Linked DNA regions of Homo sapiens: region 1 is linked to region 2. The links are chromatin loops, found by intact Hi-C in ENCODE. Cell type or tissue: PC-9. All regions are shown on one strand.

Region 1 (8,000 bases), 74 kb before region 2:
TATGTTGCAAACTTTTGAAGTATGTGTAGACAGAGTTTTGTTTGTCTGAAAACTAGAAGTTGAATACTGTGAGTTGATCTACTAAAAACGGTGCTCCTTAATAAGGTGTGCCAAACCAACTGAAAAAGACTGGTGGGGAAAATCACAGCAATCTAAATAGTTGAGGTGTAGACTGTTTCCCAAGCATCTCACTCGGAAGAAACCGAACCAGAAGTCATAATGGACAAATCGTGGATGTAGTCATACTGAACAGCAGTGGGTGAACTCATATTCAAAGATGACAATTTGAAAATTTCACAAGATGAGTGACTGAATGTATATTTATGCTTTAAAACAAAACACTGGAGATTGACATCACCTTTCCGATTTTTTTTCCCTTTAACCAGTGTTGTTTTTTTGTTTTTTTTTTGAGACACAGCCTTGCTTTGTCGCTCAGGCTGAAGTGCAATGGCATGATTTCAGCTCATGATACAGTCTCCGCCTCCCAGGTTCAAGAGATTCTCCTGCCTCAGCCTCCCGAGCAGCTGGGATTACAGGCACCCGCCACCACACCCGGGTAATTTTTGTATTTTTAGTAGAGATGAGGTTTCACCATGTTGGCCAGGCTGGTCTCGAACTCCTGACCTCAAATGATCTGCCCACTTCGGCCTCCCAAAGTATTGGGATTACAGGTGTGGGCCACTGCGCCTGGCCCTTAACTAATGTTTTAAAGTAAGTAACCCGGCTGCCTCAGATAGGAGAGATCTACTCCTATATCAATATACCCAATTTACAGGCGACAAAGGTACGGTGAAGTAACTTGTCCAAAGTTGTTAGTGGGGATAAATGAAAACCCAAATCTCACATCTCTCAACTGCAGGTTTCTTTTTTCCATTTCTAGAAATTATGAAATAGGATGTATTTTCGCTTTATTTACTCAGAAAGAGCAATTCTACAGGGGTTTTATGATATAAAGGAATAATGTGAGACTTCTGTTTTATTTCACAAACAATGAAAATGGTTATTATTTAGATAGAGGTTAAATTCAATAAAAAGGATTAGACAATTCTGATCAACAAACTGGTTGATTCAGAAAGTTTTACTGACATATTTCTTGTATATTCATAAATATTTGTGTATTCAGCATATAGGTTTCTAAAAAACAAAACACCACTCTTCTCACACTCATGTTTGAGATTTGAGAATGCTCATTAAACTATGAGTTACTGAGGTAAAAGGCATATAACAAAAGAAAACACACCCATTTTAGTAAGGAGAAACTTGGTCAAAACTTGCAACAGTGCCACTGAGAAGACACAGTACCAAGCTTTTTGTCCTCTGCTTTGCACTAGGCCAGTGTTTTCTCAAATACATAAGGTCCTTGGTGAGCACACTTTCATATTTTTAATCCAGCTCAATGTATTTTTCAATTTCCCCAGTGGCACATGCTATGTTTTCAACTTGATTCTATAATGTCATCTAATTTGTGCACACCAAAAAAGAGACTTAAAAAAAATCAGTGGATGCACTAAGAAAATTTTCTACCTACTACTTTAATGCCTCAAAGTAACAATTTGTAAAGTAACACCAACACTGTTTTCTAAAAATCAGCTAGGATAAAATTGTACTTACCAACAACAAAACAATCTTTGAATCATGTTTTTCAAGTAAATTAGTAAAATAATGGAAATTCATAAACAAACATGAACTTCCAACATTCATTAGATTATTGGTACACTAAATTTGTTCTGGACAAGGCCTTACACGTGGCAGTATATACATTTTAAAAATATACAACTGAAATTAAAAAAATCTTTGTATAAAAATGGCCAATAGTTTTACTATTTAAAGTGCTCTTATAAGTCAGTAAGAAAATGATCATGTTTCCAAATACTAAGTACACAGTGGTTTTAAGCATAAAATCCAATCCAAGCATTGCTTTCAGTGACAATATAAATAAATACATTAAACAGGAAGAGAGATATCCATCTATCATTGAACATGAAATATTATAAAGCCATTTACTATTTCAAATACTAGGTAATATGGAAAAATATATATTACATGGTAAGTAAAAATATAAAAACATGGAAAATATAAACCATAAAACAGCATTCAGAGAGCAAATAAAAGGATGTTAAAACAATCCATGCAGACTAAAACAAAGACCAGAAAAAACATATACCAAGATATTAACAGTATCTATGCTTAGGTAATTAGATTAAGAATGATTACCCTCACTTTCTATTTTTCACAGTTCCTCAATTTTCCTTAAGGAACACATAATTCTGGTACTTGGTTTTGATTCAGGTGTAAACTTTCTCGGGGATTGACAGTATGGGGTCTGTTTATAAGAATGGCCGAGAATGGTACTCAAACATTTTATAGCTAGAACTCAACACCCTAAAGTATGTTTCTCTGCCACGGAGAAAAATGTTAAACAACACACTCACAGAGCAGCAGACTGAATTTTCACTGGCAGTGGAGTATGTGGGGGTAAGGAACCCAGACACTGGCCAACATGGCAGCCTCCAGCCACATGTGGCTACTGAGCACCTGAAATGGGGCTACTGTAACCGAGGGAGGCTTAATTTTCCATTTTTAGTTAAACAGCCACCTGCAGCACAGAGAGCAAACACTTCTATCACCGCAGTAAGTTCTATTGGACAGTGTCAGCCTTGACTGTGGAACTGGAGAGATGGCTATGAATCCCAGCAATGTCATTATGTAGCCCTGGGCAAGCTGCTTTAGGTCTCTGTCACTCAGTTTCTTTCCACGTAAAGTGGGATATAAAACATCTCTGATGAAGGATTAAGGTAATGATGAAATAAGTAATGTATCATATGTAGGCAAAGAGAGTAGCAAACTCCCTAACATGTCGCACACACTCAATAGATGCTACGTAGCCACCAAACGCCCTCCACTGGCACTGATATTTTCATAAAGTCTTCAAACATAAGCTGTCACCAATGCCCAGAGCTCCGCTGCTGTATACAGCCAGCTGTTCTGTTAACAGACACAGACCACTGCTCCTCCTGATAATACATGCCATCCCCCGATAAGAGGAGACATGAAATACGTAGCTAGAGGAACCGATATCCATTCTTATTAATAAAAATAGTGGCTTTGTTTTTATGTAGTAAAGTCAGACTCTATTACCAAAAGGTCTTATTTCATAAATTCAAAGGATAAGATATTGAACAAACCCAAACCCCCACATTTTATTAGAAAGTCTATTTCACCTTAATATGGTAAAAACACACACAAAGTAAAATTAATTTAGGCATTTCCCATTTCAATTAGCAGAAAAGCTTAGATCATGCTGAACCACTGTTTTTCTAGGTAGCTTGAGGTAAGAAAGAGCCTTTTATCCTATTGGTGTAACTAACAGAACATCTAGTGGGCCATGTTTCCCAGCAATCCAGTTGCTCCACGAGAAAATCACTAAAAAACATGTAGCCTAATAATTCTAATTGTCACTATTAATAATTCCAGCACAGTCCCTTAAAAGGATCAATGTTATCTATGAGTAGCAAATCAACTCAAGCAGGCAGCAGGAGTCTTACCTTTTGATTGATGTAACAGAATACACAAGAATATAGCCATTAATATCTATGGAGTATGTCTGAGGAAAGATAGAATATTCATCCTGTGGGGAAAAAAAATTATCTTTGAGTAGTCTTCATATAGCATCACAAACAAACTTTACCCAAAGTTTTTCATGTATTACCTGAAGAAATCAAAGTAGACGCAGAGTGGATTACAATATTATGCCAGAAACAGCCTACAAAGTGAAGCTTTAAGAATGGCCTGGAGGTGATAATGTGGTTCAAGCCAATATTTAAAAATGACTAGCTGTTCTAGAACTTTAGGGGAAAGTCTGATGACCTTCATAATTTCTGGGAGAAGAGGATGGATGGAACACAAAAATCATTGGCTCTGTGATCTCAAAACAAGGGATGAGCATCACTAACTCCAGAACCTTCTAGACCTCAGGACATTTATAAATCCTGCTGATTTATCCCATAAATCTGTATTTTTATATTTGAAACTGGCATATTATTTGATTTATTCTCTGCATGTCAGTCACAATGACCTGAGCTTCAGTCTACAGGTTGCTAGAGGGGTGCCATCAGCATCTGAAGGAGAGAGGGAGAGAGGGAGGGAGGTGGGGGAGAGAGAGAGAAACAGAGAAAGAGAAAAGAGGATCAAAACACCAGGTTCAATTGAGGTATTCAGACTTTTGGGGACCAAGAGAGTTATTTACTGAGCAACTCTAGGAATTAAAGAGAAAGGTACCTATTACGCAACAGCACAGTAGTCTTTAGTTTTATAAAGCAGCGTTATGACACTTTGCTTTATATACGTATTAAAGCATACAGAAAGTTCTGATGTCAGTGCAGTTTTCAACAGCACGCGCCACTGTCTGGTACGAACGTTTCATTCTTAGTTGAAACTAAATTGTCAACATAACACATGTCCTAAGCACTATTATGGAAAAATCACATCATGGTACCAGAAGATTAAGCAGCAGTCTATTATTTTTGTAAACTTATAGTATGGTTATAACCACTGTTTATGACAGCCCAGAATTACTGCCCTATGGTAAAGTTCTTTAAAGAAAAAAAAAAAAAGAAAAGAAAAATTAAGTTTTATTATAAATTCTTTGATATAATAAATAAGATTAAAAACAAAATCCCAAATGATTTTAATCACTAGCTCAGCTAGAGTAGGTTCAAAGTTAAAATTCTGTTTTCCCTAAAGGGAAACTGTGGAAACATAGAAAAAAGAAGTTATGTCTAAGAAGCACTGAGTAAAAAACTACCAGTTAGAAGGTATAATGGAGGAAAGAGCCCCCAGCTGATATAATTCTGATTTTTTTTTTTGAGACGTAGTTTCCCTCTTGTTGCCCAGGCTGGAATGCAATGGCACTATCTCAGCTCACTGCAACCTCCACCTCTCAGGTTCAAGCGATTCTCCTGCCTCAGCCTCCTGAGTAGCTGGGACTACAGGCTACACCACCACACCTGGTTCATTTTTGCATTTGCAGTAGAGACAGGATTTTACCACGTTGGCCAGGCTGGTCTCGAACCCCTGACCTCAGGTGATCCGCTTGCCTTGGCCTCCCAAAGTGCTGGGATTACACGTGTGAGCCACTGCACCCAGTCTGATTTTTTTTTTTTGAGACAGTCTCATTCTGTCACCCAGCCTGGAGTGCAGTGGCAGGAGCTACTGTGCCCGGCCTTTAAAGTCTACTTTCTGAGAAAGAATAATAGCAATATAACAATATAATAGCAATTGGGAGGGCAGCTGAGTAGAAATCATAAAGCTCTCATAAGTAATACTGTACTGGCTCACAAACAGAACAGACTGAAAAATCCAGAAAGACCTGACAGATATGAGAATGAGGTACATGATAATATTGGCATTTCAATCAGTGAGGACCAAAAGTAACCCTCAACTGAGTGTAGGGACAAGCCCAGAGCCACCTGAGGATGAATGGCTAAGCTGGAACTCCAATTCACACTTTGGCAAAAACATATTCCAGAGGAAGCAAAGATTTAAAGATGAAAACGATGCGTATGATAGATGGGAGAGCTTAAAATACATTATCAGTTAAAAAAAGATTAATAAGGCCGGGCACAATGGCTCACGTCTGTAATCCCAGCACTTTGGGAGGCCAAGGTGGGCAGATCACAAGGTCAGGAGATTCATATCATCCTGGCTAACACAGTGAAACCCCGTCTCCACTCAAAATACAAAAAAACTAGCTGGGCGTGGTGGCGGGCGCCTGTAGTCCCAGCTACTCAGGAGGCTGAGGCAGGAGAATGGTGTGAACCTGGGTGGCGGAGCTTGCAGTGAGCCGAGATCGCGCCACAGCACTCCAGCCTGGGCGATAGAGCGAGACTCCGTCTCAAAAAAAAAAAAAAAAAGATTAATAAATAAATTCAACTATGTGAAAAAGTTCTTCATGGCTGCAAACCCCTCAAATAAAAACCATAAATAAAAGACAAACTGAAAACAAAACTGTGCATCTCAGATCATATACAAAACGCTAATTTTCTTCACATATCAAGGGGAATCTCACATCAACACGCAAAGACCAACCACCCAATAGAAAAAAAATGGCCAAGTACACAGACAGGATAATTCATAGGGGGAAAAATACAAACATCTTCTAACATAGGAAAAATCAAAGCCCCTCCTAAGAAGAAAAGTGCATTATTAAAAGTACACTGCATTTTTAAAAGTACACTGCTTTTTCTCACCTATCAGATTGGTAAGTACCAAAACGTTTGCTAACACATAGTGCTGGTGAGGGTGTAGGGAAATAGACACTCTCATTCACTGCTGGCAAGAACATGAACTGTAACCCTATGATAGCCCACATCCAGGAAGTTTTCCTATGTGCATTATTACCCTATGTCTAAAACAACGTCCGGGATGTTCATTAAGGGACTGCTGATGGTAGCAAGACCAGCAACAGTCTAACTGTTGATCAGCAGTTAACTTAGGATATATATCCCAACAACTGGATATTACGCAGCCTTGGGGGAAAAGGAGGCCATAGGTATTGATATGGAATAATCTCCAAGAGGGAGATGTATTACTTTTTGTGTAAAAAGGAAAAAAAACAAAACAAAACCCAAGCTTAAAACTATATTTGCATATTCATGTATCAAGTATCCTAGAGGCATATACTAGAAACTGGTAAATGTGGTTGCTGGTGGGGGTGGGGGGTTAGATAGCTAGGGTAGGAACGTCTTAAGTTTTACTATTTACACCTTTTGGCACTATTTATTTTTGTACCATGCGCATTACACCTATTTTTTAAAAATTAAACTCAATTTTCAAAAAAGCAAATTTGGTTACATTATAAGATGGATTGTCATTGAATCAATTTTAATTATTATTAATTATTATTTTTTTTTTTTGAGACAGAGTTTCACTCTTGTTGCCCAGGCTAGAGGGCAATGGTGCAATCTTGGGTTACTACAACCTCCGCCTCCTGGGTTCAAGCAATTCTCCTGCCTCGGCCTCCCAAGTAGCTGGGATTATAGGCATGTACCACCATGTCTGGCTAATTTTGTAGTTTTAGTAGAGACAGAGTTTCACCATGTTGGTCAGGCTGGTTTCAAAATCCTGACCTAAAGTGATCCACCCGCCTTGGCCTCCCAAAGTGCGGGGATTACAGGTGTGAATCTAAGTTATTAACCCATTTATGCCGGAGGTTGCAAAATTTTTTTTTTCATGAAAAATCAGACCTTGGTGACCTTGAGCAGTAGGATATAAATAACTCCCACAAGCTTAACGTTCCAATAATGTAACACCAGGCATAAATAGGTTAATATAGAAGAGGCTACTTTTTTTTTTTTTTGATACTTCACATTCTTACCCCAAAATTCATTTAGGGTATATGTTCTCACCCTAAAATTGGGCAAAACCAAAATATTTCATGCAATCTAAAAATAATCTGTATTTAACCATGTTCATCATCATTCCTAGGTGGGCAATTAAACCACTATTAAACCATAGTGGTATGGATGTACCGACATAAACTACTAAGTAGTAAATAGAACTTGCTAACAAATACCGCTATGCAGCAATTCACTGCGTGCAATTTCACTCCTGAAATGTGGAAGCCAGTGAACAAATTTACTATAGATTACTTTTAAAAGAATTTGCCCCTTAATCATTTTACCCTACTACTACCAGTCTTAATCCTAGAACCAGCCCCCGTATGCATCCAATTTATAAAGCAGCTCTTGGAGCAGTAAACACCTGAGTTTGTTATCATCCAGTTTTCAACAGAATGAAGGGTGAAACCACGGCAGGACATGCCTGTGTGCCACCATCCTGAGCTGTAAATAAAGAGCACATCTTTAATTTATTGTCTCTCAACTGTAAATATAACCTTCAAGAACTACTAGTTGCAATGACTACAAATAATTTAAAGTAGCCAAATTTGGATATATTTTGTGCAAAAATTCTCCAAATACTCTTACCCAGTTGTAATATAA
Region 2 (8,000 bases):
TGCATTTCCTGTACATGAATAGTTAGACCTAAGTGGCTTGATCTGATTCAAGTTTGATTTTTTTTTGTAAGAAGACAGGATAGGTTTGACCACTGTTTGATCTGAGGTCTTTCTTTCTTCCTTTAAAAACATGAACTAGAAGGCATACGGGAGGAATCTGCTGCGGGAAAACACAGATCGATGCTGTTGCATTTCATCTCCCAAAAGCAAGGCCATGTCCATCTTGGGGAGTGGCAGTGAACATCTCTGTCGATTGTGTCCTTGGCTGTGCAGAAGCTTTGTATTTTGATGCAGTCCACTTGTCTACTTTTGCTTTTGCTGCCTGTACATCTGTTTCATTTACATGATCTCACTTAACATGCTAAGTGTTTTATGTGCCAGGTGTTTTACTTACATTATTTCACTTGAGCCTCCCAAATGCCTTCAGAAGAAGGTGCTGTTATTCCCATTTTACAGATCTGGAAGTTGAGATCCAGAGAAGTGAAGAACCAGTTTTAAGGCTAGAGGCATAGGGTGGGGAGGATCAGGGGCAGCCTGTGCTTGTCACAGCGACTGCACGTTCCGCTGACCTCCAAGATGCGCCTGGAGATTGGCTGCCCCCGCTTCAGCAGTCAGCCCAAAGGGCAAACATAAGAAACGTTTCGGGAGGGAACAAGGGCCTCCATCCTTTCCTGTGTTGGGCTGTTACTCTTTCAGCTTGACATGCATCCCCTTGTCTTCTTGATGAAGCATTTAAGATGGATACACTCAAAGTGACACTTACATTCTGCTCCCAACTAGGAATCTCTTATTTCCCTCAGGGTTCCCACTGGGAGGAGAGGGACTGCCTTGGGTGCCCTTTGTGCTTCCTAGGTCTAGTTTCTCTGTTATTAACATTGAGGCTTTGATCTCACCTAATGGTGAAAACGGGTAAAAGTGTCAAAACTTGTATTGCAGAAAAAAAAAATCAGTAAAATAGGGTGCAAAGAGAGGCATTTGTATTAACTTCCTGGGGCTGCCATAGCAAAGTATCCCAAACTGGCTGGCTTAAAACAAGGGACGCAGATTCTCTCACAGTTTTGGAGGCCAGAAGGCTGAAATCAAAGCGCTGCAGGGCCACGCTCCCTCTGAAGGCTCTGGGGAGAATCTGTTCCACGCTTCCTTAGCTTTCGGGGTTATGCCAGTCCTTGGTATTTCTTAGTTTGTGCATGTGTCACTCCCACCTCTGCCTCCAGTGTCACATGCTCTTCTCTTTGTGGATCTGCTGTGGTTGAATGTGTCCCCTGAAGTTCATGAGTTGGAAGCCTAATCCCCAGTGTGACAGCATTGTGAGGTAGGACATTTAAGAAGAATGTAACGGATTAATGTCCTTATGCTGAGAGTGGGTTTCTTATAAAAGCAAGTTTGGGGTAGGTGCGGTGGCTCAGGCCTATAATCCTAGCACTTTGGGGGGCTGAGGCGGGTGAATCACCTGAGGTCGTGAGTTCAAGACCAGCCTGGCCAACATGGCAAAACGCTGTCTCTACTAAAGATACAAAAAAATTAGCTGGGGGTGGTGGTGGGCGCCTGTAATCCCAGCTACCCAGGAGGCTAAGGCAGGAGAATTTCTTGAACCTGGAAGGCGGAGGTTGCAGTGAGCCAAGATCACGCCACTGTACTCCAGCCTGGGTGACAGAGTCAGACTCCATCTCAAACAAACAAACAAACAAACAAAAAAAGAAGTGTGGGCTCCTGGGCTCCCTCTTGCCTTGTGATGCCATCGGCCATGCTATGACTCAGCAAGAAGGCCCTCACCAGATATGGCCCCTTGATTTTGGACTTCCCAGCCTCTAGAACCGTGAGCCAAATAAACTTCTTGTTTATAAATGATGCGCTCTGTGGTTTTCTGTTATAGCAGCACAGAATGGACTAAAACAGCATCTATGTCCAAACTGCCCTCTTAAGGACACTGGTCATAGTGGGTTAAAGCCCACCCTAACGGCTTCATCTTAACTTGAATATATTTGCAAAGACACAATTTCCAATAAGGCCACATGCATAAGTAACCAGGGGTGACAATGACATTATATGTTTTGGGGGGACACAGTTTAGCTCACAGCAGCCATTTGGAACTGGGATTAAGAGCATAGGCTATGGCCAGGTGCAGTAGCTCACACCTGCAGTCCCAGCACTTTGGGAGGCCAAGGTGGGAGAACTGCTTGAGCCCAGGAATTTGAGACCAGCTTGGGCAACATAGGGAGACCACATTTCTACAAAGAAGAAAAAAAACCCACATTAAATTAGCTGGGCATGGTGGCACATGCCTGTAGTCCCAGCTCCTCAGGAGGCTGAGCTGGGAGGATCACTTAAGCCCAGGAGGTCAAGTCTGCAGTGAGCTGTGATTCCACCACTGCACCCGAGCCTGGGTGACAGCGAGATCTTCTTTCAAAAAAAAAAAAAACAACAAAAAACCAAAACACACACACACACACAAAACACACAAAACCACACACACACACACACACACACACACACACACACACACAACCAAAAAACGAGCATAGGATTTGGTATTAGACTGTTTCGAAGGCCTCAAATTTGGTGTGGTATGAACTTGGCCAAATTAGTTAACATTTCTGGGATAATAAAGACTACCTCATGATAACGTGTGAAGATTAAAAAAGATCATGTGTCCAAAGCACTTGGCTGAGTGCCTGGCAGGAAGAAGCACTTGGTGGTTGGTAGGTCTCCTCCCCTTATTTTTCTTTGCATTACTGTTATTTGCAGTAGTAGTAATGATTAATAGTCTGTGGTCTAAGCAGGCCTCATCATGAGGGTGAGATTTCAGCAGGACTTGAAGGAGGCAGGGGAGCTGGCCCAGCTGGTATCTGGAGAAAATATTCCAGGGAGAGGAAACAGCTGTAACAAAGCTTCCAGATCCTTCTTACATTGCTCTGCTTTAAGATTTTTTTCTTTTTCCTTTCTTCCCCCACACTAGAACGCAAGCTCCTGAGCACGGGAGTTTACTGCCTCCTAGATGAGTCCTAAGCCCCCAGAACAGTGCCTGGTGTGGAGCAGGGCACTCTGTGCACAGTGTAACAGTTGTTATATAAATCAGTATTGAAGCCCAGAGGGACTGGGGAGGAAACATCTCTTTTGTGAAGTTCTAAAAAGTCATGAGATGATGTGGACCATGAGCCTCATGAGAGCCCCCTCATTGCAGGCCAGGTGGCTGGTGCCTGTATTTGAAAGACTCCTCTGAACCAGGGGTACCACCTTCTCCTCTTTCCACTGGACACTTCTGATTAGGACTTATCCCAGGGGCTGGTCCTAAAGCAGTACTTAATTAAATTAAATCAAATTATGTATTTATTTATTTAGAGACGGAATCTTGCTCTGTTGCCCAGGCTGGAGTGCAGTGGCAAGATCTCGACTCACTGCAACCTCTGCCTCCCAGGTTCAAATGATTCTCCTGCATCAGCCTCAGCCTCCCTAGTAGCTCGGATTACAGGTGTGTGCCACCATGCCCAGCTAATTTTTGTATTTTTAGTAGAGACAGTGTTTCACCATGTTGGCCAGGCTGGTCCCAAACTCCTGACCTCAAATGTTCGCCTGCCTCGGCCTCCCAAAGTGTTGGGATTACAGGCGTTAGCCACCACGCCCAGCCTTTTTTTTTTTTTTTTTTTTAAAGACAGGATCTTGCTCTGTCACCCAGACTGGAGTGCCGTGGCGCCATCTCGGCTCACTGCAGCACTGATCTTCTTGGGCTCAACTGATCCTCCCACCTCCGACTCCGGCGTGGCTGGGACCACAGGCACATATCACTACGCCAGTTAATTTTTTATTTTTGTAGAGATGGGTCTCACTGTGTTGTCTAGGCTGGTCTTGAACTCCTGGCTTGAAATGATCCTCCTCCCTTGGTCTCCCAAAGTGCTGGGATTAGAGGTATGAGTCACAGCATCTGGCCCCTAAAACAGTAAAAATCAGGGAATCGTGGGTCTGGATTTCAAGAGGCTCAGGAATGAGCTCATCAAATCTCTCCCTCAGTGGAGGTGAGGGGCAGTCTTTTGTACTTCTGGCTCCTGGAGCCAGCCTTGTTTTTCTTTCTGAGCAGGCACTGGGACACTTTCCTCCGTTCTCCTAAAAGGCAAGAGGAGCTCTCTCCACACATGGCTAAGTCGTATTCTTTGTGCGCGGTTGGTCTGCGCACTTGGCCACCTCTGGATTTGTCTGTAACACTGCAGATTATGTGGCATCTCTCTAACTTAATAGTCAACTGGCAATCTAGAGGGAAAAACTTTGTGGGATGGGGACGCTGCACCAGCGCCACGATCCACATAGACGTGCTGGCTTTCACCAGCCACTGTCCAGACTCTGAACAGACATCAGTTGAGCACCTGCCACATGCCGGATCCTTGCCAGAGCTCAGAGCATCGAGATGAACAGGTCACCCTCCTCAAAGGACTCAGGGGACCACTGTGTCAACAACAACTGCTACTAACATTTACATGGTCCTTTAGAGCCTGCAAAGTGCTGTTGCCTATAAACAACTTGCCAGGTGAGAAAAACCAGTCTAAACAAGGTAAGGGATTGCACAACAGCTTCCTGGCAGTGACAGCAGTGCCGGGCAGCAAACCCTCCTCTGACTGCAGATGCCAGCCGCTTTCAACCACTGCTCTCCGCTGGCCAGGAGGGAGTGAGGGTAGGGTAGGGACGGTGACTTACAACAAATACAGCTGTGTGTGTGGCGGGTCTTGTGCAGCACAGAGGGAGGGGGCATCTGTTTGCTGGGGAGGGAGAGTCACAGCAGAAGTCATATTTGATTCAGATCTTGAGAGATGAGCAGAATTGCTCTAGATGGAGAATCTGGAGATATGGTGCAGGCAGGCAGGTGTGGAAGCTGGGGACCCTTCTGGAGTGCAGGGAAGTGCATCAGTGTGGGCAGAGGCCAGTGAGGGCCTCCATCTCCCAGCTCAGGAGATAAGGCTGGATTCTCTAGGCAGCGAGGGTTTCCCAGCACTGAAGTGATTCGATTTTTGGTTTAAAAATGCAGCCAGGCATAGTGGCCATAATTCGGAAGGGACACCTCTTAGGGCTTACAACTCGAATGCATTCAAAGCTGTTGGAAATGCTGCCCTCTTAGGAGATCTTTTCAAAGGGGTGGGGAGGAGGATTTAAAAATGCACAGAAAACGAGGTGGTTTCCAGCTTTTCTGCTTTGTGTGTGCAGGAGCAGAGGTGAAGGAGGCTGTGTTGGAAACAGGAGTGAGGTGCCCAGGGGCAGGGCTGTAGACAGAGGTGAGGGCTCCTCGACTGCCACCCTCTCCCCTTGCCTGGCGGGTAAGTGAGGCCACTGTGGGAGCTTTGCTCCTCCTTCCTGGGCCTTCGCGCCTGAGCCCCGCAGACTCCATCGCACGCTCCGTGTCTCCTCTGCTCTCTGCAGCTCAGGCAAGTCGGCCACAAGTGCAGGGCCCGGCTCCGGCCACTTCTTCCCCATTGGCCCAAAGGGCACAGGTGAGGACGGGGACAGCAGGAAAGGAAGGAAGCTGATCTGAGAGCAGCGTCAGCCCGGCTGAGAGCCCACTGCTGTGTGCCAGGGGCAGCTCCCATCCAAAGCCTTTCGCCCTCCAATGCCTGTGAGGCCCAGGAGGTGGCTTGAATGAGTGAGCTAGGGGGCCTGGGTGCAGGCAGAGGAGCAGGGCCTGGCCCATCGCAGTCCCCTCTCCCCACCCCAAGCTGTGACAACCGAAGATGTTTCCACATTGCCAAATGCCCCCCTGGGGAACAGAATCTCCCCTGGCCGCGAAGACCGTCCGCTTCCCTGAGTTTAGAAGACTAAACCTTCCTAAGAAATGTTCTAAGAAATTCTATCAGTTCAATACATTTACATCATAAACTCTTCTTAGAGATTAGAATGCGAAACAGAACCAACATCCTTGATTTGTGACATGCACCTGCCCTTATCCACCACCCAGGTGACATTCAGGACAATCCTCTCAAGTGCCCTCAGCTCCGCCTCAAGGCGGGGGTGGGACAGCACAGGCAGCCAGCGCCCACGGGGTCCCTCTGAGCCTCACCATGACGAGGTCAGGGCAGACACCTGGGGGTCACCCAGCAAGGGTTTCTCTATCTAGAACCACTTAAGACTTATTCCCTTCAAATCTCTCCTTCAATACATATTTACCAATGTGTGGCCTTTAACTAGACTTGGCCTCATTCAGGGCCACTTTCCCTTATTCCTACAAAGGCACTGAGCAGGAGCAGCACGCTCACCACAGCCACGCCTTCACCATTTGCTAGGAACAAATGCCAACCCTTCGCTGGAAGAGGGTACCAGGCCTTTGTTAGTTGTAGCCTGACAACAGGAAGAGGCTGCTCCAAGGCCAAGCCTCAGTGAGAGGCCTGTTGTGAGCCGTGCCGTGCCTGGCACAACTCAGGAGCCTGGAACAAGCATGCCTGAGGGAGACCAAGCTCTGCTGAACGAGCCTCGCGGGAATAGGAATAGGAATCGCGAGTACCTTTCTACATGCCCCGAAACCCTTTTCTAAAGCAAAAATATGCTATGTCACCTACACACCTAGATATATGCCACATCATCTATATAACTATACACGTGGTGACCTATAGTTATGTGTTGCTTACCCATGAGAATGCATTGAGAAATGTGTTGTTAGGTGATTTCATCTTTTCTTTTTTGAGCTGGAGTCTCGCTCTGTCACCCAGGCTGGAGTGCAGTGGTGCGATCTAGGCTCACTGCAACCTCCTTCTCCTGGGTTCAAGTGATTCTCCTGCCTCAGCCTCCCGAGTAGCTGGGATTACAGGTGCCCGCCGCCACGCCTGGCTAAGTTTTGTATTTTTAGTAGAGACGGGGTTTTGCCATGTTGGCCAGGCTGGTCTCGAACTCCTGACCTCAGATGATCCACCTGCCGCGGCCTCCCAAAGTGCTGGGATTACAGGTGTGAGCCACTGCGCCTGGCCTAGGTGATTTCATCTTTGTGTGAACATCATAGAGTGTACTTACACAATCCTAGATGGTGCAGCCCACTACATGCCTGGGTTATAGGTATGGCCTATGGCTCCTAGGCTACCAAACTGTACAGCATGTTACTGTAGACAACTGTAACACAATGGTATTTGTGCATGTAAACATAGAAAAGGTACAGCAAAATGCTGCTGTGATACTCTCATGGGGCCACTGTGATATATGCAGTCTGTCCTTGACTGAAGCATCTGTACATGGCCCACGACTGTACCTATATATGTGCCACGTCACCTGTATGTAGATATGTACTCTGCAGACACTCATGTGTTGGGTACACAAACAAGGAGCAGATTGATAAATTCTCTGAGTTTCAAAATTGTGTTGTTTTGGCAGCTTTGTGACTTTTTCCTTTCTCCCAAATATTACCATTAGCTTAAATCACAACCACTATTGTTTCTATGGGGAAAACATACACATTTGCTCTCCCTCTCATATTTGGACTACTAGGAAATGAAAAACTTGATACCTTAGCACCCATGCAAAAAACCTGTGTGGCAATTTTAAATTAAATATATTCATACTCAGCCAGGCACGGTGGCTCACGCCTGTAATCCCAGCACTCTGGTAGGCTGAGGCAGGTGGATCGCCTGAAGTCAGAAATTTGAGATCAGCCTGGCCAACGTGGTGAAACCCCGTATCTACTAAAAATACACACACACACAAAAATTAGCTGGGCGTGGTGGTGCATGCCTGTGATCCCAGCTGCTTGGGAGTCTGAGGCAGAAGAATCGCTTGAACCCAGGAGGTGGAGGTTGCAGTGAGCAGAGATCACGCCACTGCACTTCAGCCTGGGCGACAGAGCAAGACTCTGTCTCAAAAAAATAAATAAAATAAAATAAAATAAAAATAATAAATACATATATTCATACTTAATAGTGGAGAGAGAGAGTTTATGAATTAAACCCTGACTTTTTTTCCTGATACCGGAAAAGAGATGAAATTCATGTACTTCTTTATTTGGGGAGAAATAGCTAAGTGGAAAACTGCATGTAGAATTTTAA

What was found. A loop is a pair of places that touch in the nucleus more often than their neighbours do. Peaks named below come from ENCODE experiments on the same cell type or tissue, not always from the same donor. Only the 100,000 strongest peaks of a DNase experiment are listed, where the experiment ranks them.
Region 1: a loop joins it to region 2, with 2.2 times the contacts of the local background. A loop is called at or near these places in 2 of 110 quality-filtered maps.

What each region holds. Positions count from the first base shown.
Region 1 is chr7:151,473,788-151,481,787 of GRCh38, forward strand. It overlaps RHEB (Ras homolog, mTORC1 binding), which reads right to left. Exons shown (of 8, transcript NM_005614.4): 4 at 3,546-3,628. Among named protein-coding and RNA genes, the nearest start is that of CRYGN, 38 kb to the left of the region's middle. In PC-9, no CTCF peak of the experiment used is centred here; no DNase peak of the experiment used is centred here; H3K27ac peaks cover 1,034 bases.
Region 2 is chr7:151,548,075-151,556,074 of GRCh38, forward strand. No RefSeq gene overlaps it. Among named protein-coding and RNA genes, the nearest start is that of RHEB, 32 kb to the left of the region's middle. In PC-9, no CTCF peak of the experiment used is centred here; a DNase peak (open chromatin) is centred at 4,527.